Linked DNA regions of Homo sapiens: regions 2, 3 and 4 are each linked to region 1. The links are chromatin contacts, found by Hi-C or POLR2A ChIA-PET in ENCODE. All regions are on one chromosome and are shown on one strand. Each heading gives the region's core, a stretch centred on a gene start or an enhancer-like site at or near the end of the contact. The rest is flanking DNA. Distances are from core to core; before and after follow the strand shown.

Evidence for each region. A loop is a pair of places that touch in the nucleus more often than their neighbours do. ChIA-PET counts read pairs that join two places held with the same protein, here RNA polymerase II (POLR2A). Pooled maps may share reads with other maps.
Region 2: a loop to region 1 is called in a pooled map, with 3 times the contacts of the local background. The contact joins the promoter of EXOSC6 here to the promoter of PHLPP2 in region 1. A Hi-C loop is called at or near these places in 4 of 50 pooled maps. POLR2A ChIA-PET finds 5 or more read pairs at or near these places in 2 of 52 experiments (activated B cell and activated CD8-positive, alpha-beta T cell).
Region 3: a pooled map shows a loop between it and region 1 (3-fold over the local background). The contact joins the promoter of AARS1 here to the promoter of PHLPP2 in region 1. A Hi-C loop is called at or near these places in 3 of 50 pooled maps. POLR2A ChIA-PET finds 5 or more read pairs at or near these places in 3 of 52 experiments (MCF 10A, activated B cell and activated CD8-positive, alpha-beta memory T cell).
Region 4: a loop to region 1 is called in a map of CD8-positive, alpha-beta T cell, with 30 times the contacts of the local background. The contact joins the enhancer-like site here to the promoter of PHLPP2 in region 1. A Hi-C loop is called at or near these places in 1 of 168 maps with a recorded cell type or tissue (CD8-positive, alpha-beta T cell) and 4 of 50 pooled maps. POLR2A ChIA-PET finds 5 or more read pairs at or near these places in 1 of 52 experiments (activated T-cell).

The regions. Positions count from the first base shown.
Region 1 is chr16:71,721,606-71,727,081 of GRCh38, forward strand. It overlaps PHLPP2 (PH domain and leucine rich repeat protein phosphatase 2), which reads right to left and starts at 3,096. Exons shown (of 19, transcript NM_015020.3): 1 at 2,724-3,096. RefSeq lists an enhancer at 1,433-1,934 and a silencer at 1,700-2,669.
Region 2 is chr16:70,248,725-70,254,200 of GRCh38, forward strand. EXOSC6 (exosome component 6) reads right to left here and starts at 3,216. Exons shown (of 1, transcript NM_058219.3): 1 at 1-3,216. The coding sequence starts at 3,176. The coding sequence ends at 2,358. AARS1 (alanyl-tRNA synthetase 1) reads right to left here. Exons shown (of 21, transcript NM_001605.3): 18 at 5,195-5,314; 19 at 4,990-5,076; 20 at 4,544-4,657; 21 at 3,574-4,182. The coding sequence ends at 3,997. RefSeq lists silencers at 2,423-2,742, 2,873-2,962 and enhancers at 3,343-3,392, 3,433-3,622, 4,257-4,757.
Region 3 is chr16:70,287,624-70,293,099 of GRCh38, forward strand. AARS1 (alanyl-tRNA synthetase 1) reads right to left here and starts at 1,883. Exons shown (of 21, transcript NM_001605.3): 1 at 1,798-1,883. It also overlaps a transcript of DDX19B not described here. RefSeq lists a silencer at 1,099-1,228.
Region 4 is chr16:72,784,411-72,789,886 of GRCh38, forward strand. It overlaps ZFHX3 (zinc finger homeobox 3), which reads right to left. Exons shown (of 10, transcript NM_006885.4): 10 at 1-4,438. The coding sequence ends at 2,754. All of the region lies in intron 3 of ZFHX3-AS1 (ZFHX3 antisense RNA 1), which reads left to right. Among named protein-coding and RNA genes, the nearest start is that of ZFHX3-AS1, 120 kb to the left of the region's middle. RefSeq lists an enhancer at 4,108-4,723. Within about 2 kb of position 3,206, at least 22 of the 41 ENCODE cell types and tissues checked have a DNase peak (open chromatin) inside an H3K27ac peak, as active enhancers do.

The DNA.
Region 1 (5,476 bases), core at 1,846-4,345:
CTTTTTAAATTTTTTTTGGCATTAATTGTTTATACATACTTTGCTAAACACCCAAAACTGTTCTTGAAAAAAAAAAAATGAATCTCATGACACACACCGACATTAGCTGTAACTTCCTATCTTCTATAAGCTGAGTAAAAAAGTTAATCATTACTAAAAAAAAACCATAAACCCCAAATTGTAGGAAACACCTGGAAAATTTACAAACCTATGGTCCAGCAATTCGCTAAATAAATCTGGGGGCACATTTTGAAGGAAATTTTCCAGTATCCCAGGATAGATGGAACTGGATCTAGTCTGGCTAAGTTAGACTGGCTTAGTTATATTAGCCTTTTGAAGAATATCTGTATTATCTGACAATAATGTTCATGATTTGGTATTAGGTATAAAAGAGTTACAAAAAAGAATGAAGTTTTGGAAGGGTCTTCAGAGAAAAATGAGTGGGAGATGACTCTTCCCAATTCAGAGTATTCTACTGTAATACTTCTTTTCCAGCATCACTTGGCACAATTCAACCACTCAGCTACTTAACAAAACTGTATGAGGCCGGGCGTGGTGGCTCATCCTTGTAATTCCAACACTTCGGGAGGCCAAGGCGGGCGGATCACTGGAGATCAGGAGTTCAAGACCAGCCTGGGAAACATAGCGCAACCCTGTCTCTACTAAAAATACAAAAAAATCAGTGGGGTGTGGTGGCGGGTGCCCGTGATCCTAGCTACTCAAGAGGCTGAGGCAGGAGAATCGCTTGAACCCTGGAGGCAGAGGTTGCAGAGATCGAGTCACTGCACTCAGGCTTGGGTGACAGAGTGAGACCCTGTCTCAAAAAATAAATAAAAAGAAAAAAAACTGAGAGGCAGTAGCACAAAAAATGTTTTATATTTTACAGAGTTCTAGTTTACGTTGTTCCATGGATTCACTGGGTTCTATTATTGTTTTTCCGTGTTCCCATCTTTGTAACATCGTACTAACCTTCATAACATGTAAATACTGCTGAACCTCAATCCCAATAAACTACTAAAGGATTTTTAACATCATACGTTTTGTTTTGCAATGTATTTTTGAAACACATCAAATTTAAATTTTCTTTCCTTTCCATCCTTCTACTGGGCAAGTTTCATATCCTGAATTCCTCATGTAGAACTCTAGAAGGAATTCCATTCCACCTGCGGAAGGACACCTAGTTTACGTATTTGACCTACAGAAAAATTTCTCTGCAACTCTTTCAAATGCTAGTAAAAAACTCCACCCAGTCAGCCTCCCACAACCCCTCCCTTTAACCATCTTCTCCTCCCCACTATCGCCACCCTACCTTGTGCATTCCTTCGTAAACTTACTTCTCATCACCTTCAAGGTTCCACTCCCCTCTTGCCTACATCTGTTTTCATATCCTCCCACTCCCCCAATTCCTGCCAAGAAGCCCCGCTAGCTGCCTGTTGCATAACGGCTCCCCCATTCCGTCTCCCTCGGCAGTCGGCCCCGCTCCCGGGAGCAGGAATGCCCCTTTCGGCCCGGCCCCTCCTCCCTTCCGCAACACGCCCAGCAAGTCCCCGCGACGCAGCTCCAGCGGGGATTCTCTCTCCAAGCTGGGCGGGTCGTCCTTGCCGGCTGGCACCTCGGGTAGCGAGCCCCGAGGGCAGAGGAGCCGGCTCCACCCGGCCTGGCCCCGAACCCTCCGCGGCGCCGGCCAATCGCCGCTGCCATCCTCCCGCTGGGGTGATGTCTTCAGGTGTCCGGGAGGGGAGAAAGCCCTGCGTACTTCCAGCCCCGCTCCTGTGCCAGGAACCGGCGGCCCTCCGAGCCCTCCGGAGCCGGCCTCCGGGCCCCGAGCGCGGCGAGGCAAGCAGGGGCGGCGAAGGGTCCGGGTGGGCGGCGGCTACCCGCAGCCCAAAGGCGTGGGCCTGCGAGGCGGGCGGCGCGCGGCCAGGGATGGGCAGCAGCGGGGTACCGAGGCGCCGAGGCCTGGACGCGGGCGCGGCGCGGAGGCCTCGGCGTCCCCAGCCGGGTGTGGGGCGGCCGACTGACTGACGCCGGGCGGGGGCCGCCGACTGCCTCAGCCACTGCGCGGGGCGGGGGCGGCAGCGGCCTCTAGCCTCCCTCGTTCCCTCCCTAGTCCGCTTGCCCGCTCGCCCGCTCGCTCGCTCGCTGGTCCATCCGCCTCCTCACCTTCAGGACCCGGATCCCTCCCGGCCGGCGGCTCGCGGGCGCTTCGGGCGGCTCCGGGGGCTCCAGCGGGCCCGCGGGCCCCGGCTCCACCTCCCCCATCGGCGACCCAGGATTCACAGAGACGCCCGGCCCGCGCGACGGCGTGCGGAGCCTCGGCGGCGCGCGCGAGCAACCGGTGGCCCCGCCCCCCGCGGCCCGCCGGCTCCGCCCCTCCGGCGGCTCGCCAGCTCCGCCCCTCCCGCAGCCCCGCTGGACCTAAGCAGCTGCCGGCGCCGAGTGGCCCGGGCGCCACCGAGCCGCATTCCGGCCGCGGCCCGCGTGGCGGAACCTGGCACCACCGCAGAGCGCTGGGCCTCCACTGCCCGCCGCCCTAGGCTTGGAGGACTAGAGCGCAAGGAGGGGTATTTGCTGCTTTCCCCGCCCTCTAAGAAACCCGCGGGAGAAAGAAGCAGGTGGCGCCGGCACCTGTCAATTGTGACAAGACGCTGCCCTCCGCCAGGGTGGCTCTTGTAACTTCCCTCACCTGCCAAGCCGTTGAACGAACTGTTGAGAATACTCACCTTGGCAAGGCCTTTTCTCTTCCTTATCAGAGATGCGTGCGACCTTCTTAAGCAAATTCAACCCAACCTCGTACAAAACGTCCGCTCACCTCCCAGCCATGTTTTAATTCCCTTGCCTCCTCCTGGAGCAAAATTATCAGAATTCGGTGCTCTGCTTCAAGCAGTAATATGGCCTGTGACCCGGTTTATGATTTATTTGCAAGGCTGATTCAGAAAAAAACTTTTAAAAGTTAACTTCTTTTCTTTTCTTTGTTTTGTTTTTCTTTTCGTTCTCGCAGTGATAGTAGTTTTGTTGCCAATGGGCCAAATTTGGAGTCAGCCAGCCTGTTTCCAGATCTCCCCTCTGCCCTTCTTTAGATCTATACCCCTGTGCAAGTTACTTGATCTAAGCCTTTCGTTCTTAAGCTGTGAGAAAGAGATTAAAATCTGCCAAGTAGTTATGATGAAGATTTAGTGCATACAAAGTGCCTAACGTATAGTGGGGATCCATAGTAGCCATTATAATTCCAAAATTCTAAATTGAAGATCCAATCGGTTTCTCGAAAAGTACTCTGTCGATTCCTCCTAAATTTTCCTAGGAAGGCTTCTAGACTTCCAGATTTTTAGGGCTTCCCCTCATACATAGGGTGTTGAATCTTCAAGCAACTTGTAAGGAATTAGACAGCAAAAAACAGTAATTTCTTCACTTTCATAGAACTGTAATTCCAGTACTTTGGGAAGCCAAGGCAGGCAGATTACTTGAGGCCAGGAGTCCGAGACCAGCCTGACCAACATAGCGAAACCCTGTCTATACCAAAAATACAAAAAAATGAGCTGGGCAGGGTGGCGCACGCCTGTAATCCCAGCCACTTGGGAGGTGGAGGCAGGAGAATCGCTTGAACCCGGGAGGCGGAGGTTGCAGTGAGACGAGATCGTGCCACTGCACTCCAGCCTGGGTGACAAAGCAGGACCCTTTGTCCCTATTATCCATTGCTTCAGTTTGCCTCATTCAGACTAACTGTATGTCTAGAATAATTGCAGGCTTAGTACAAGACTTTTAGATTTAACAGAGCAGTCTGTGTCCCCCATCTGAGATATGTATCCATTTGGAGATATTTTAAATGCCAGGACCAAATTTGGCTCTTGCAGGTTCCGACCCCTTTCTGACCTACTTTCTCCCTTCACAAGTTAGCTTTGTATATACCAAAATTCCAATCTCCAGTAATCTTCATTTCTTGGCCTCATTTTAATGCATTAAAAACGATTTGTCACTGTGAGTCTGGTTTAAGGTGGGAGAAAACTCTTAGGTCATCCACCTCCTGGATTTTCCTTCCACCTTGAAATTATTTTCAGGAAAGGTACTCAAAGTAGTTGGATTCCCATTTCAGTGCTTACTGGGTAATTTCTCCCAACAAGAAAACTGGTATATAAGCAATAGGCACCAATATGGAGACAGAAGCAAATTTTAACAAGGGCAGGCAAGCAGTGATAAGAAAAAAATGTGGTTTAGAACAAGTGTTTCTGGCTGGGTGCAGTGGCTCATGCCTGTAATTCAGCACTTTGGGAGGCCAAGACGGGCAGATCACCTGAGGTCAGGAGTTTGAACCCAGCCTGGCCAACATGGCAAAACCCCATCTCTACTAAAAATACAAAAATTAGGCAGTGTGGGGGCACGAGCCTGTAGGCCCAGCTACTCAGGAGGCTGAGGCAGGAGAATCACTTGAACTTGGGAGGTGGAGGTTGCAGTGAGCCGAGATATCGCGCCACTGCACTGCAGTCTGGGTGACAGAGGGAGACTCTTGTCTCAAGGAAAAAAAAAAGTGTTTTTCAAAAGCCTTTTATATTTTTTTTATTTTTGAGACAGGGTCTCGCTTTGTTGCTCAGGCTGGAGTACGGTATGGACACAATCATAGCTCACTGCAGGTTCAACCTCCATGGGCTAAGGTGATCATGCCACCTCAGCCTCCCAGTAGCTGGGACCACAAGTGAGCACCACCCTACGCTTGGCTACTTTTTGCATTTTTTTTGTAGAGATGGGGCTTCACCATATTGTCCAAGCTGGTCTCGAACTCCTGAGCTCAAGCCATCCGCCCACTTCAGCCTCCCAAAATGCTGGGATTACAGGTGTGAGCCACCACACCTGGCTGTAAGAGTCTGTTTCTTGAGGCATTATACATTACCTTTTCCAGATTTCATGAGTAGAAGCTCTTTATTGACTGACTACACAAAAAGGAAAGATCTTGTTGCAGAACTAAAGTTTCAGCTCATGCTGGGGAACAGCAGTGGTGAATAATTGTTTAATTAAAGGGATAGTAGGCATAAGCATTGCTATTTACTTCTTCATTCTGGCAACAGTAGTTCCTCTTTCAAAAGGGAAAACATAAAAAAAAAAACCCATCCGCCCAAAAGTTTCAGGGGCTAATTTATGATGTAACTACCTTTAATGGTTCCCATGATTTAAGATCCAATTCAGTAGTGACAACCAGTTGATTTTTTTCAAATCATGTAGTGCCATTAACATTTTATACTTTGTTTCAAAGGTCACATATTGATGTTCTCCCCCAGTTCAAGGCACTGTGCATTATGTATGCCAAGGGTTATGTAACTACAATTTCTGGAAATGGTAAACAGCTGAGACTAACCCTAAAAATAAATTCCTCTGGGATTTTTTTTGTGCGAAAATCCATCTGCCCTCACTGCAGGTTCATCATTACAAAAATCACTGTTTAGCTCAAACCAAGAGACAGAGAAGTCATCATGATCTCTCCTTTCTG
Region 2 (5,476 bases), core at 1,966-4,465, 1.5 Mb before region 1:
GCTGGGACTACAGGTGCATACCACCATGCCTGACTTATTTTTTTTCCTTTTTTTTTTTTTTTTTTTTTTTTGATAGAAACAGGGTTTCACCTTGTTGCCCAGGCTGGTCTCAAACTCCTGGACTCAGGCGATTCACCAGCCTCAGCCTCCCACAGTGCTGGGGTTACAGGAGTGAGCCACCATGCCCAGTTAAAAATACACTTTTTATTTAAAAAAAAAAGAGAACACTCCTTATATTTCCTTTATATTTTGTAAACTACATACCCAAAATAAAGCATATCAAAAACTGTAAAAAAAAAAAAAAAAAACCCTAATATCAGATATTCCAGACACAACAATACCATAATTTAATCACTTAAAATCTTACTCAAAACTAAATCAATGATCTTTTAGGCCAGGTGTGGTGGCTCATGATAGTAATCACAGTACTTTGGGAGGCCAAGGCAGGAGGATCACTTGAGGTCAGGAGTTCAAGACCAGCATGGCCAACACAATGAAAATCCATCTCTACTAAAAATACAAAAATTAGCCAGGCTAATGGCACACTCCTGTAATACCAGCTACTTAGGAGGCTGAGGCAGGAGAATCGCTTGAACCTGGGAGGCAGAGGTTGCAGTGAGCCGAGATCATGCCACTGCACTCCAGGCTGGACAACAGAGCAAGACTCCGCATCAAAAAAAAAAAAAAGATATTTTAATATATTCAGATACACAAATATGAAATAAAACTAAGTAGAGCTGGTATTCATTTACACATAATTATCTTATACCGTTTGGAATAAGAATTTGGGGCACGTTAGCAAACCAAAAGGCTCAGAAAGACGTCGTGATATTTAGTTCTTGTCTCCCTCTACAAATGTGAAGCACTCTTCTATCCGGCATTCCTAGTGGAGTTCCTATTTTCAAATTTGCAAATCATTCTGGTGCTAAGCAATCTCAAAAAAAACATTTACTAAAAACCAGAGGAAAAAAATCTTATAACTTTGGGAGGCTGAGGCAGATGGATCACTGAGATCAGGAGTTTGAGACCAGCTTGGCCAACATGATGAAACCCCATCTTCTCTAAAAATACAAAAAGTTAGCTGGGTGTGGTGGCAGGTGCCTGTAGTCCCAGCTATTCCAGAGGCTGAGGCAGGAGAATCACTTGAACCTCTGAGGCGGAGGTTGCAGTGAGCTGAGATCGCGCCATTGCACTCCAGCCTGGGCAACAGAGTGAGACTCTGTCTCAAAAAATAAATATAAAAAAATAAAAAGCTGCTATTCTCCATTAATACCTGCAGGCCCGACAAAGGCAGCCTAGGAATTCTAGATGAATGGAATGAATACAACTTGCTGGAAGTTCTTAGGAAACAAAATGACTATTCACAGAACCAAATAAAAGCCTTCCACTAGAAACTAAAAATAATAATAATAATAATAATGGTTTTATATATATGCATACACAAGCAAAGCCAGAAGAGAATAAATAGCAAATGAATGAAAACTAGAAGCAAAAACAAACAGGAAACCATCTCTACATTTTTTTTACTCAATCGACCCTGAATGCTACAGCATTATCCAGGGCCGCAGAAAACACACATAATACTTTATTCCTGATAAACAATTCGATGTCCTTAAGTCCGCCAATATCACCGTACATTCTGTGCAATCAAGAAATTTACTCAGCTGGGCACAGTGGCTCACACCTGTAATTCCAGCACTTTGGGAGGCCAAGGCGGGTGGATCACCTGAGGTCAGGCATTCGAGAACAGCCTGGCCCACATGGCGAAACCCCATCTCTACTAAAAATACAAAAATTAGCCCGGTATGGAGGCATGTGCCTGTAATCCCAGCTACTTGGGAGGCTGAGGCAGGAGAATGGATTGAACCCAGGAGGCAGAGGTTGCAGTGAGCCAAGATTGCACCATTGCACTCCAGCCTGGGCAACAGAACAAGACTCCATCAAAAAAAAAAAAAAAAAAAAAAGAAAGAAAGAAGAAAAGAAAATTAGCCAGGTGTGGTTGCATGCACCTGTAGTCCCAGCACTTTGGGAGGCCAAGGCAGGAGGATCAATCAAGGCTAGGAGTTTGAGACTGCAGAAAGAAACCCTGTCTCTAAAAAAAAGGTCCAGGTAATTTCAGGGTCCAGCTCCACCACAAGCGCAGCTCCAGGGGCTGTTGAGTTTTGCCTTTATCATTCCAAGTAGTCCCTGCTCCAGACCAAGTCCCACCATCTGGCAGTCAGGTCAGTCCAACCACAGTCATATCAGGGCCCTTCCAGGAATTCTCGACGCAAACTGGAGGCCGATGGCGCGGGTCTTTTCGTGGACGGCGGCAGCACGGTCCTCGGCTTGCGTCCGTAGTTGCTCAGGCTTCTGGTTCAGGGCTGGGCGGCGGCGCCCCTGCGGCGGGCGGCCCGCACCAGGCTCTGCTGCAGCACGGGGTAGAGGCGCTGGCAGCCCTCGAGGCCCAGGCGTACGGCCTCCGCCCAGCTCTCTGTCAGGCCGCCCTCGCCGCTGCCCAGCAGCCCGGCCACCTGATTCAGCACAGGCATGAGCGCCACGGTGAGGCCGGCGGCGGCGCGCTCTTCCTCGAGCCGCGTGGGGTCCAGGAGCCAGGTGGGCGCGGGCCCCGGCGCGAGGCTGAGGCCGCAGCCCACCACCAGGTCGTACATCTCCACGCCCGCGTCGGCCAGGGCGAGCGCGGCGGCGGTGAGCGCGGCGGCCAGGGCCGAGCCACCGTCCTCCAGCAGCAGCGCCGACACCTCGAGCTGCGCGCGCGGGTAGCGGCCCAGGCGCACAGCCGGCTCCAGCGCCTCCTGCAGCGCCAGCGCCAGCTCACGCTCCTCGCAGCCGCCCGGGGGAGCGCGGCGCCGGCGGCCCGCGAAGGGTGCGCGGCGGAAGTCGCAGAGCAGGCGACCGCGCAGCGCGGCCGGGGCCTCGCCGCCTGCTCCGGCCGGGCCGCCGCCGCGCTCGCCGCCCTCGGCCTGTCGCGGGCCCGACACGGCACACAGCACCTTGGTGCCTCCCGCCTCCAGGTAGGCCGAGCCCTTGGCCTGGCTCAGCAGCCCGGCGCGCGCGTACACGGGCCGTAGCCGCGTTGGGTCGCGGGTGCCGGGCGCCTCCTCCTCGTCGGCCGCGTACAGCTGCGGCGGCTGCGATTCTTCAGGGCCGCGGATGCGGCGGTGATCCCCAGGCATGGCGGTTCTTGGCGTGCGAACCCCTTCCGCCCAACGCCCTGCCGCATCCACTGGTTCTTCCGTTGTTTAAAGACGCGCGGCTGCGCATGGGCTGTCGAGAGAGCGGCGGGAGGCACTACAGCGCCCCTGGAGGCCCGGAGGGAGAACGGCCCGGTCCCAGTTGTGCAGGGTAGCCGGATCCATCCATCTTGCTGGAAGGGAGGGGGGAGAGCAGCTCCAAGAAAGGCTTCTCTGCTTCCAACTACCTCCACCCCTCATCTACTGAATTATGAACGCCTTGCTCCAAGTCACCCCACCTATTTGGCCTCCACCTCCACAGACGTTTGAGGCAGCCCTAGGGGCTGTTCCCAAAATTTTGGGTTCTGGGGCTGGACTAGGTGAACACCACAGCAGCCAGCAGGAGCCACAGCATTTATTCTACAGACGCCAAAGGCTGTCAAAAGAGCCAGCCCCTATTGGGAAGAGGGATAGAGATCATGCGGCATTAAGTATTGCACGTGGTCCTTTTATTCTCTGCAGCAAAAACGATTCCTACTTGCTGACGCGGAAAGCTCAGGTCTGGAGAGCCGTTATCTATAGATGCGAGCGTGACGATCAACAGCAATGCGGGGTTAGTGGTTCTAGACCGATGGCACTGACGTGGAGGGCTCAGGGCAGAAATTTAAGGGGCACTGAGACATAGGACTGCTCCCAAGTGTGTTCCAGTTACTGCTGGGTTAGGAGGGGCTCTTTAAAGGTCCCAAGATTCAAATGTTCTTGTAGCAGATGAAGAGCTCTTGGCTGGACGGATGGATCCAGTGGGAGCCTCCTCCTTCCCCACTCAGTTCTTTACATCCCCGAGGCGCAGCTGGGCGAAGGAAGTGGCCAGCTGCAGCGCCTCCTGCAGGCAGCCAACGTTCTTGCCTGTGGCCTGTGCAGACACATCCTTGCCACCACCTTTACCGTCCATCAAGCCTGACACCTGCTGCACCCACTCGCTGGCTTTTAAGCCCCGATTGGCTGCATTCTAGAAGACAGGAAGGGAAGGGGGAGTCAGCACAGAAGATGGGATTGAGGGAGGAATGCAGGGAAAGAAAGGATGGAGGAGCCATCACCCACTCCTTGCCCTGGGTGATACTGCTGGAGGCCGAGACAGACTTTACGGCTGGTACAGGGGGCGGCCATGGCCACTGCCAGGACAGGACAGAGTGGCAAAGCCAGGTATCAACCAGATGTCTTCACCAATAAGAAGGCCTGGGTAAGGGGTACTGGCAAAGGTAACCAACCGGTGGGCAGAAAGGCTGTTTCGAATGCAGGCTGTACACACACAGGCCTCAGCCAACAACCTTAAGACCTAACACTTCCCACTGGTGCGAGGTGGTGCTGACCTGGGGAACTTGACACAGGCACGTGATCTTGCCAGCCTCATTGTCCACCGTGAAGAGCATGGCAGAAGTCTGAGGGGAGTGCATCTTGAAGAGCTTCAAGGCTTCATTCAGGGCCTGTGGGGAGGACCTGGCTCAGGCCACGGTGCTGGAGCAGGGACCCTCACTAGTGTGAGCATTTGCAGCCCTCAGAAGGCCTGCCACCCACCCCTACCCCTTCCCAGAGCAGGGGCTGTGCCCAGGGCCTGTGGGGAGGACCCCAGCGCCGGGCCCTGCCCCTACCCTGGCCCAGGTATGCCTCCCACATGCAGGGAGCTGCTGCTCCTCCCAATCTCAATCCCAGACCGTGGGCCCTTAGGCAACCACTTCGCTCAGAGCCACAGAGGCCACATGTCAGCCACCAGAGAGCTGATGAGCCCTAGGGGAGGGGACCCTGGCCCCTGGGTTGCCTTGGCTGAGGCGCCGCTCTCCATCTCCAGGATGACAAGAGGCTGGTTGGGGTTGCTGTCGATGAACTGCTTCGTCTTCTCTAACACCTGCAAGAAAAAAGTCCAGAACAGCAGCTCAGACCAAAAGCCCAGGCCCCGAACCCCTGGCTGTTCTGCCAGCCTTTGCCTAGGAAACACTCTGGCCACTGGTGCTGCCAGGACTCACTCGTTTCTGGACATCGGCTTTGCTGGCTCGGTCCAAGTCATCCATGACCTTCTTTAGGGATTTGAGAGTCTCCCGCAATTCATCCTTCTGCCACTGGGGGATGACTGCAGTGGCCAGGGCCTGGAACCAATAGACGACCATCTCAATCTGGGCCACAACTTGCTGGGATGTCAGGGTCCAGCCCACCCCACCCGAACCCAAGTCCTCCCTGACTAGTGTCCTGGAAAGGAAAGCAAGGAAAGCTTTGAGACCAGTCCCTTTAGGAGCAGCTGTGGCAGGTGA
Region 3 (5,476 bases), core at 633-3,132, 1.4 Mb before region 1:
ACCCAGCTACTCGGGAGGCTGAGTCCAAAGGGTCGCTTGAGCACATAAGTTTGAGGCTGCAGTGAGCTATGGTCACACCAAAACATTCCAGCCTAGGTAACAGGGTGAGACCCTGACTCAAACAACAACAAACGTAAAGACACTTTTTCTTTTTTTTGAGACGGTGTTTCGCTCTTGTAGCCCAGGCTGGAGTGCAATGGTGCGCAACCTCGGCTCACCGCAATCTCCACCTCCCGGCTTCAAGCGATTCTCCTGCCTCAGCCTCCTGAGTAGCTGGGAATACAGGCATGTGCCACCACACCTAGCTAATTTTGTATTTTTAGTAGAGACGGGGTTTCTCCATGTTGGTCAGGCTGGTCTCGACCTCCTGACCTCAGGCGATCTGCCCGCCTCGGCCTCCCAAAGTGCTGGGATTACAGGGGTGAGCTACCGCGCCCGGCCAAGACACTTATTTAAGACAGCCTTCCCCTTCTTCTTTTTTTTTTTTTTTTTTTTTTGAGACGGAGTCTCGCTCTGTTGCGCAGGCTGGAGTGCAGTGGCGCGATCTCAGCTCACTGCAAGCTCCGCCTCCCGGGTTCACGCCATTCTCCTGCCTCAGCCTCCCGAGTAGCTGGGACTACTGGGACTACGGGCGCCAGTCACCACGCCCGGCTATTTTTGTATATTTGGTAGAGATGGGGTTTCACCGTGTTAGCCAGGATGGTCTCAATCTCCTGACCTCGTGATCTGCCCACCTCGGCCTCCCCAAGTGCTGGGATTACAGGCGTGAGCCACCGCGCCCGGCCGCCTTCCCCTTCTTGATAAGGCTCCCCCTCTTTTACTGTCTCACAGCCTCAAGTGTTTCCCTTCATAATTTCCATACGCGCTTCATGGATTGTTTAATGTGCGCCTCCCCCATCAGGCTGTCAGTTCCATCCCAGCAGCAACGACTGTTCTGGGCTCTTTTTTTTTTTTTTTTTTTGAAACGGAGTCTCCCTCTGTCACCCAGGCTGGAGTGCAATGGTGTGATCTCAGCTCACTGCAACCTCCGCCTGCCGGGTTCAAGCGATTCTCATGCCTCAGCCTCCGGAGTGGCTGAGAGTACAGGCGCGCGCCGCCACGCTCGGCTAATTTTTGTATTTTTAGTAAAGACGGGGTTTCACCATGTTGGCCAGGCTAGTCTCGAACCCCTGACCTCAGGTGATCCGCCCGCCTCGACCTCCCAAAGCGCTGGGATTACAGGCGTGAGCCTCCGCGCCTGGCCCTGGGCTATTACAGCACATCCTCAGCATCTAGTACAGTGGCTGCTAAATACGTATTTCGTGATCAGGTATACTAATCCTTTAACACCAAGTTCGGAATTAACTCACATGCTTCAAAGCACACCGAGAAATACAAACTGTTTTACAGAACAGCTTAAGATGACGGTCTCGGTGCGCCTGGACCGGCATCAGCTGTTTAGTTAATTTTAAGAAATCAAGGAATGGCTGGCTTACAGCAGGATTGCACCCAGCTGGCCCATCCTTCCTCCCGTGCCCCCACCCGCCCCTAGGGGATTAAAACCAAGGGAGCTAAAACCCCAGGTTGGCAACCGTGAGGTATTGGTGCTCAGCAAATCCACCCGAGGCCGCGACACTCGCAGCGCTCCCGGGGGCGAACGCAAGGCCACACTGTCCAGCTCCCGCTCCAGCCCAGACTGGGCTTCTCCAGGCCACGCGGGGCCTGATCCTGGGGCCCACTGCGGCTGCGGAGCTTTCCCCCCAGTCTGCGGGCCCAGCCGCTCTCCTAGCACCGCAGAGCTCTCCGAGGGCGGCCTACCTCTCCTAGGGTCGCCGTCCCCAGCTCCTCCCTCAGAGTCCCCCGCCAAGGGCCCGCTGCACCTATTCCCGCAGACGCGCAGCTGTACCGGCCTCAGACCACGACCTACCACAACCCGCCACGCTCCGTCCAATCAGAGCGCGCCGACGGAAAGTGCCCCGCCGCGCCTTACCTCATGAGATATTATTGGTCAACCAACATGCCAGTCAAACTGAGGACGAATCCGTTCATTAGTGGATTCCTGGGAAGGCGGCTCTAACTTGGCTGATGCAACTGCGAGAAAAGGTGGGATGGGGTGCGTCACATGATCGAGTTAGACCCCCCCCCGCCCCCCCCGCCCCCCCCCGCCCCCGGCTCCCGGAGGTCGACATTTTGGTTTCCATAGGCAAAGTCCTAACACCACAATTGACATAGTTAAAAAGGGGAGACGGTAACGTGTTTGGTAGAGGTTACATATCTTGCTATAGTTGTTTATTTTAGTTGCTGAGTGATACACAGCCCTCAAAGAGTCTGACATTGTGCCCATGGTTACACTTGTCCGGGGGAGACCTTGAATTTGGTGTGGAAGAAATAACATCAGTAGTTCAGGTACGATTGGATCAGCATCTGGTCCTCGATTTGCCTTTGGAAAAAAAAAAGTTAATATTTATAGGCCTGGGGGAGGAGGGTGAATATATATATATACATATACATATATACATGCCAGGTGCGGTGGCTCACGCCTATAATTGCAACACTTTGGGAGGCCAAGGTGGGAAGATCACCTGAACCCAGGAGTTGGAGACCAGCCTGGTCAACATAACTAGACCCTGTCTCTACGAAAAATTTTTTAAAAGGCCGGGCGCGGTGGCCCACACCTGTAATCCTAGCACTTTGGGAGGCTGAGGCCAACGGATGACGAGGTCAGGAGACCGAGAGCATCCTGGCCAACATGGTGAAACCCCGTCTCTACTAAAAACACAAAATTAGCCGGGCGCGCATCTGTAGTCCCAGCCACTCGGGAGGCTGAGGCAAGGGAATCCCTTGACCTCGGGAGGCGGAAGTTGCGGTGAGCCGAGATGGCGCCACTGCACTCCAGCCTGGCTACGGAGCAAGACTCCGTCTCAAAAAAAAAAATAAAAAATAAAAATTAGCCAGGCATAGTGGCGCATGCTTGTAGTCCCAGCTACTTGGGAGGTTGAAGTGGGAGGATCACTTGAGCCTAGGAAGTTGAGGCTGCAGTGAGCCCTGATCGTGACACTGCATTCCTTGGGCGACAGAGCGAGGCCCTGTCTGAAAAATATGTATGTATTTATACGTGAGGCATTGCATCAAACATTTCACATGCTTATTTCATTTGATTTTTAAACTGTGTATGAGGTCAGCTGGAGTCCCCTTTTTACAAATGAGGAAATTACCTTGCACAAGTTCACACCCAATAGTAAGTTGTGGAGACAGGATCCAAACCTGTGTCTATTTAACTCCAAAGCCCATGCTCTTAACCACTGCACTATTACCTCCATCATCTGATATATCCAAATACACGGGTAATAAATTGTGCTGCTGGTCATAACTCAAGTTACAGACAATACAGAAAAATACTACTTTTTATGCAAAAAGAGCATCCTACACAAAAAGAAGGTCAAGCCCAAAAGCCAGTAAAAACATAAATCATTTGATTTACTTTCCCACTTCATAGCTGCTCACAAATAGTAATCATCAAACCTACCATTTATTGAGCACTTAGTATACAGCAGGCACCAATCTAAGCTTTTAATCCTCACAACCTTATCATGAGTTACTACTACTATCTGCTTTTAACAGAGTAAAATAAGGCAGAGAGAGAGGTTAAGTAACACAGCTGAGGGCAAAACCAGGAGACACAAGTGTTTATTCTGATCCACAGTGCCCTAAATAACATATATTTAGCTTAAACAATCTGGGAAATGAGTCAGACTTCTAAGCCACCACACTTAAAATAGAAAGCCAAAAGGTATGTATGAATTGTACTTTCAGAATAAAATAATACAGGTTGTAATCTCAATAATTTAGTTCTGCTGCCAGAGTTGTTACTAGGATAGTACCTTCATTAATAAAATAATTATAAACAGATTAAAATAATTTTTTGGCCTAGCGTGGTGACTCATGCCTGTAATCCCAGCACTTTTGGGAGGCCTAGGCAGGCAGATCATGAGGTCAGGAGATTGAGACCATCCTGGCTAACACGACGAAACCCCGTCTCTACTAAAAAATACAAAAAAAGTAGCCGGGCGTGGTGGCGGGCGCCTGTAGTCCCAGCTACTCTGGAGGCTGAGGCAGGAGAATGGCGTGAACCCGGGAGGCGGAGCTAGCAGTGAGCCGAGATCAGGCCACTGCACTCCAGCCTGGGCCGCAGAGCGAGACTTTGTCTCAAAATAAATAAATAAATAAATAAGAATTTTTTATTCACCCATTAAGAGAGATTGTAGGCCAGCACAGAGACTCACACCTGTAATCCCAACACTTTGGGAGGCCAAGGCAGGAGGATCAATGGAGCCCAAGTGTTTGAAACCAGCCTAGGCAACATAGTGAGACTCTGTTAAAAAAAAAAAATTCTTTTTAATTAGCTAGGCGTGGTGGCATTCGCCTGTAGTCCCAGCTGCTCAAGAGGCTGAGGAAGGAGAATCACTTGGAGCCCAGAAGCTGAAGGCTTCAGTGAGCTGAGATCTCGCGACTGCACTCCAGCCTGGGCAACAAAGCAAGACCCTTGTCTCTCTCTCTTTTTTTTTCCTTTTTTTGAGGCAGAGTTTCACTCTTGTTGCCCAGGCTGGAGTGCAATGGCATGATCTCGGCTCATGTCAACATCTGCCTCCTGGCTCAGCCTCCCGAGTAGCTGAGATTACAGGCGCCACCACCACGCCCAGTTATTTTTTTTTCTTCTATTTCTAGTAGAGATGAGGGTTTCGCCATGTTGGCCAGGCTGGTCTTGAACTCCCGACCTCAGGTGATTCGCCTGCCTTGGCCTCCCAAAGTGTTGGGATTTCAGGCGTGAGCCATCGCGTCCGGCCCCCTTGTCTCTTAAAACAAAAAAAAGAAAGAAATTGTAATTGAGGCCCAAAAGTCTCATTCTAATATAATTATCTAATGATATTTTTCTGTGATATTTTTCTCTTGTAGATGTCAACTACATGCTAGAAAGAATGCTATCTTAATGCAATGTGCAAATTATGTATTTTAGGAAACTACTGGCAAGTTCTTGATTTACTCTAGGCTAAGCAAATAGGCCTGTAGGTGGGAGTGAGCGATATGCACATGGCTTGCTCTCCAGTAGAACATTTGTTGAACTCCATCTTGGGGCATGAGAAAGATAACCAAAGAACTGAAATAGTACAACAGCTGTGATTGCCCCACTACCCTCCAGCCTGGGCCGCAGAGTGAAACAACAGGCCAGGCACAGTGGCTCATGCCTGTAATCCCAACACTTTGGGAGGCCGAGGCGGGCAGATCACCTGAGGTTGGGAGTTCAAAATCAGCCTGGTCAACCTGGTGAAACCCCATCTCTACTAAAAATACTAAAATTATCTGGGTGTGGTGGCGGCCACCTGTAATCCCAGCTACTCAGAAGGCTGAGGCAGAGGCTGCAGTGACTCAAGATTGTGCCACTGCACTCCAGCCTGGGAGACAAGAGGGAAACTCTGTCTCAAAAAAATTAAATTAAATT
Region 4 (5,476 bases), core at 1,956-4,455, 1.1 Mb after region 1:
GACCTAGCAGAATTTGACAGGTAAAGCTAGTGTTACATTGTTAACTGATATCACATAGAGAACCAAAAACAAAAACAATTTTTTTTCTATATGGTACAGACACAGAGTAACATACAACAGTTAAATGGCAAAAAATATATATATATATATTTCATAGAGTTACAAACAAGATAAAATAATGGAAAACAAAAAACTGTACAACTTTAAAATTTAAAAATGTTCATCTCAAACACAGGAAGAAATACAAGATTTCTTGTTAAAAGGAAATAGCTTGTTAAAACAGTAAATGTTTTGCGTACTTGCTTTTGACACCTTATGCTACAACTGGATACTGGTATGAATAGTTAGATGGTATTCTTTCTTTAGTATTTCTACTTAAAAAAAACAATTAAAAAAGGAATTTGCACTGTGCATCAGCCTAGTTAGAAATATGTACAACATTTCAGGATCTACTATTTCATTAAACTAAAAACAAATTCATAAAAATAAAATAGTCCCGGCTAAAAAAGAAAAAAAGAAAAAAAATCCATTTTCAGATCTTGGAATGCTCCAGTCTTTTGCAAAGTCGATGAGTGGCTTCAGCACTGGGGAAAGAAGCCCGAAAGGTGACCAATGGAACCTGTATTCACAGTCTTCAAAGTTCCCTTTTGAAACATAAGGAAGAAAACGAAGGGAAGAAGGATTTCACACTTTGGGGGCAAGGGGAGATGGTTTCTGTTGATGTTTAGCTATGAAAGTGAAACAGCAAAGCATCTATTTATTTGTCTCCAAAATCTATGTTTTAGCAGCACAAAGTTTTCAAAGTTCAGACCATTTATTTATTTTTCTTTTTACATGAGAAAGGGTGTGTGTTAACAGGAATATGGATATTAACAGAAACAAGTGCCTCACATACAGTTCCTTTTTTGCTTTCTGTACACTGCTATCTGCTGCTTTGTTGGCTGCGCTCTGGATCACTCGCTGCTCAGACTGCCTAACACAAGGACAAAACTTTGAAGTAAAAAATGTGTCTTTTGGTATATGGAATTGTCATTAACATTTGCCTCTCTGCTTGCAGAAGAAGCACATAACAACCTGGGAATCTTTTGTTTTTCTCTTTCTTTTATTAAACTAAGTCTTGTTTGTTTAAATCAGAAACAAATTCTCAAGTAACAAGAACCCTTTCCCTTTTTTCTGCATCAGCAGTGAAAGGGTGTGTCTTTGGATTTTATTTAAAGCATGAAATTTTTTTTTCTGAGAGAGGAAAGAAAAAACAAACACAAAACCAAAAACCAAATCCCTAACCAAAAACTTTTTTTAGAAAAGAAAAGTACACAGCCAATTACACAAATGGAAACAAATCCTTTAGTATAGAAAAAAAAAGAATATTTGAAGCTCCTACCAAACAAGGAGGAAAAGAAGGGGTACAAAGAAAAAAAAGCCAAAAGAAGGATAAATAAAAAATAAATGCACAAAGCTAACAGACACAGGTAACTAGAATTATATGCCTTTAAAAAGTTTCAACTCCCCAACCAAAAATAATCTGTGAGGATCCTAATGACCCCTAGAATCCCTTGAAATTCTTTCTTTAGTTTTATAAAATAATTCTGCAGCTCCCTCTAAGAAATGAAGGCAGCTACCTTAAGTGGGAGATTATAGGACGGGAGGTGGGAGAAGGAAAGAGAAAGTGGAATTAAGGGACAAGAAAGAGAAAGTGGAATTAAGGGACAAGGGGAGAAAAGCTTAGGCGAATCAACGGATTGCAATCTATCATCTGCTAGGAATGAACAAGACAACATCAAATGAGGAGCTGTCAGCTGGACCATACAAAAAGCTAAATGTACACAAAAGGTTTTTTTTTTTTTTTCCTTTTAAATCTACCATACTGCTTCAGTTCATTTCCAATGCAACAATCTACTCAACACCAAAAATGGTCATATCTATCATAAATACAGAAAGTCAGTTTTTAAAACTTATTTTTTTTAAGCTACAAGTCCTCAACACTCTTTGTGTGTGTGGGTTATTATTTTTTTTTTTTTTTGAAAGTGGGAGTGCTTAACTTTTCCCCTTGAAATTGGCTTCAGCAGAAAAGCTATCCTTAAAAATCCCCAGAAAGCTAAAGCAGTTCACATTGTTTTTCTTGAATACTTTCTGCCCATTTTTAAGTTAACAAAACAAAAAATCTTTTCTGGAACAAAAAAAAAAAAAAAAACTGAAAAAACAATAATATATAAAACAATGATTCTGAAAACAAAGTGTGAGCGATTGACCTGAGAATAAAAAGACATTACATTTCTTTTTTTCTTTTAGCAAGCCATTGGTATCTGAATGCTAAGATAGCAAGAAATTTAAAACTGTAACAAGGTGGACTGCTTTCCCATACAGTGCATGCCGGGCTCCTCTGTGCTATCAGCGTGGGGCGTTTATTGAAAAGGGGCAAATATACAAGGGGTTTAAGCTCCAAAGACATTAGGGAGGCCCTGCGGACTTCTGTTTCCCAGACCAATAGTACCTTCAAAAGGACACAATGTAACAGGGTTAGGGCTTTTTTTTTTTTTTTAATATTAAAAGAAAAGAAAAAGACAAGAATGTAAAATCACCGGCATAGATAGGTATATGGGAAAACAACCCACGCTTTTTCTTTTTTTTCTTTTTTTTTTTTTTTTTGTTTTTTGGTTAGAAGCTTTGGAATTGCAGTTAGTCTATTTTTGAAATTGGTTTGTTATTAATTTTTGTATTTAAATTCATTTGTTTGTATTGTTCATCTTCAAAGCTTACAATCTGAAGGTGTCCGTTCCTACACTGGTCAGACCACTGTCCTTGGGGCAGCTGGGGTCTTTGGGACCCTCCACCGGGCTCGCCGGTCCGTCGGACTTTTGGCTGAGATCCGTGTCAGACTCCTCCGAATAGTCGTCTGTTGGCATCGAGGGCTGAACCCCTGAGGTGCTGCATGAACTTGAGGTAACCGTTGAAGATGAGGAGAGAGGAGGAAAAGAAGGGGGCTTCGCTGCCGAAGCCCGGGAGACCACTTGCGGCCAAGACTTCCTGGAGGCGTGGGGGGAAGCGGAGGAGGGGGCGGCGGCCGACGGGGGAGGGGGGCTGTCGTTTGAGTGAGCGGCAGACTGCGAGGTAGATGCGGTGCTAGGATCGGGGAAGCAGGCAGAGTGAGGTAATAAACTAGGGTGCTCTTTGGCGTTTCTTGCTGCTCTCGTGATTGTTCTGTGTTTGTGCAAGGCCGACTCGAGATGTTGACTCAGAGCTTCCTCCCCACAGAGCGCGCTCTCGCACGCCAGGCAGTGGTACGAGCCGCCGCCGCCGCCGCCGCCGCCACCGCCGCCGCCGCCGCCACTGCCACCGCCGCCGCCGCCGGTGGGGACGTGAAGCACCATCTCTTGCAGGTTCACCACAGACTGGCCGAAGAAGCAGAGGGACTTCAGGTGGCTCCTCGCTGCCTCCTCGTCGCTGAAGCCCGCCTGGCACTTGCGGCAGACCAACTTGTACTGCACCTTTGGAACAATGAAGGGGTCGTAGAGGGAGTCCGCACTTTTGCTTTCTGCTTCTGGCTCTTCAGGGAGTTTCGGCAGGAGGGGGGACACCTCACGGGGGGTGTTTTTCTGTTCTTCTGGTTTGGGGGATTCTTTGGCAGGGTCTTTGTCTGGGGAAGGAGCCCCGGGGGGGACTGGGGTTTGGCTTGCTTTGGGCTGCTGCTGCTGCACTTTTTGCTGCTGCTGCTGCTGTAGTTGCCGCTGCTGCTGCTGCTGAATTGCCTCCTGCAGACTCTGCTGGTATTGCTGGTACTGCTGCAGTAGGGAGCCTGGGGACAGCCCCATCAGGGCCTGCGACAGTGCAGGGCTGTAGGGGAACAGGCCTTCCATGCCATACATAGGCTGCAGGTACCCGCTCTGCAGGGCGCCAGGGATCTGGGGAGCATAATAAGGAGAAAAGCCTGGTACAAAGTAAGGAAGGAACTGGCTTGTGAGCAATGCTGTGGGGTCCGAAGTCAACGCGGCCTGCAGGGCCTGCAGCTGTGCAGGGTCTACCGCATACTCCATGGTGGGCAGCGGGGCTGAGATCGTGGCTGCAGTTGCCGTGGGGGCCTCTCCTTTCTCCTTCTTGGGGACAGGCAGGGGTTCCCCTTTCCCTTTGTGTGCCTTTTCCTTCTCCTTTACTTTCTCACTGTCTTTGTCCTTGCGTTGCTGCTGCTGTTGCAGTGGGAGCTGTGGTGTGGGTGGCGGCTGGGCTGCTGGCGGCGGGGGAGGCTGCTGCACCTGTGGTTGCTGCTGCTGCTGCTGCTGCTGGGGGGGTTGCTGAGGGCCCATCGCCATCGTGGCTTGTGCTGGGGTTGGGGAGCTCAGCGACGCTGAGGACGGTTTATTTGGTAATCCAGAAGTGGGGAGGCCAGGGGAAGGAACAGTTGTGCTGGGCAGACCCATCAAGTTCGGCTTAGGAGACGTTAAAGCTGAAAGGAATGGAGACAGAAATCACCGGTCAGTCTGGGCAGGGGTAGGGCTGAAGCTCAAGACGTTTTACCGGTGTCACTGGCACACAGTTTGAGATGTCAAGGCTTGAAGGATCCTCTCAAAACGAACATTTCCAACAGAAGTATCCCACCAGGCTCAGGGCTGGACAACCTTGTATTCTAATGAGGACTCAGTCCTAGGTCAGCTCCCATACTTCCCCTTTCAGCCAAACAACTTCCAGAAGTATCCCACCAGGCTCAGAGCTGGACAACCTTGTATTCTAATGAGGACTCAGTCCTAGGTCAGCTCCCATACTTCCCCTTTCAGCCAAACAACTTCCAGAAGTATCCCACCAGGCTCAGGGCTGGACAACCTTGTATTCTAATGAAGATTCAGTCCTGGCTAGCTCCCATACTTCCCCTTCCAGCCAAACAACTTCCAACACCTTCCTGCCCAATGTGCCACACCCGCTAGTTCACATTTTCTTTGCCAAGTACTCCCAGCTACCATTCACTCTGCCCAACTGCAATTAGTCTAGAGGCCCCAAAGCTAGCTGTTTCTAGCTGGGGCCCATTTGCACCAAAGGCCTTCATCACAAAAATAGTATGGCCACGAGGTCCCCAGAGAAGTTATCTGGAGGAGAGCGGCAACAGGAGAAGAGAGAACGAAGGCAAGAAAGCTAGCACGGCCACATGAACAAAAACAAAACAGGCTCTACAGGTGTTCCTCCTCTCTGACCTCTGTTGCTGCAGCTGACTGGATGCTTTCGGAGGGTAGAGAGAAGATGATGAATAGGAAAGTGTGGAGGAAGGGCCTGGGAAGAAATAAGAACAATCCATTCAGGGAAAATTGCTTCCATGCCTTGGCCCAGCTGACCTGCTTCAACAAGTCTACTCAACAGTATAACCGCCTAGGAATAGGAATCTGGAATCTGCGGGAGAAACGACCATCTTCTTTTCCTGCCCCTGTTTGAATGATACACAGGAGGGCCAGTGGGACTGTAGATGGTTGAGAAACAACCGCAGGAAAAGCAGAAA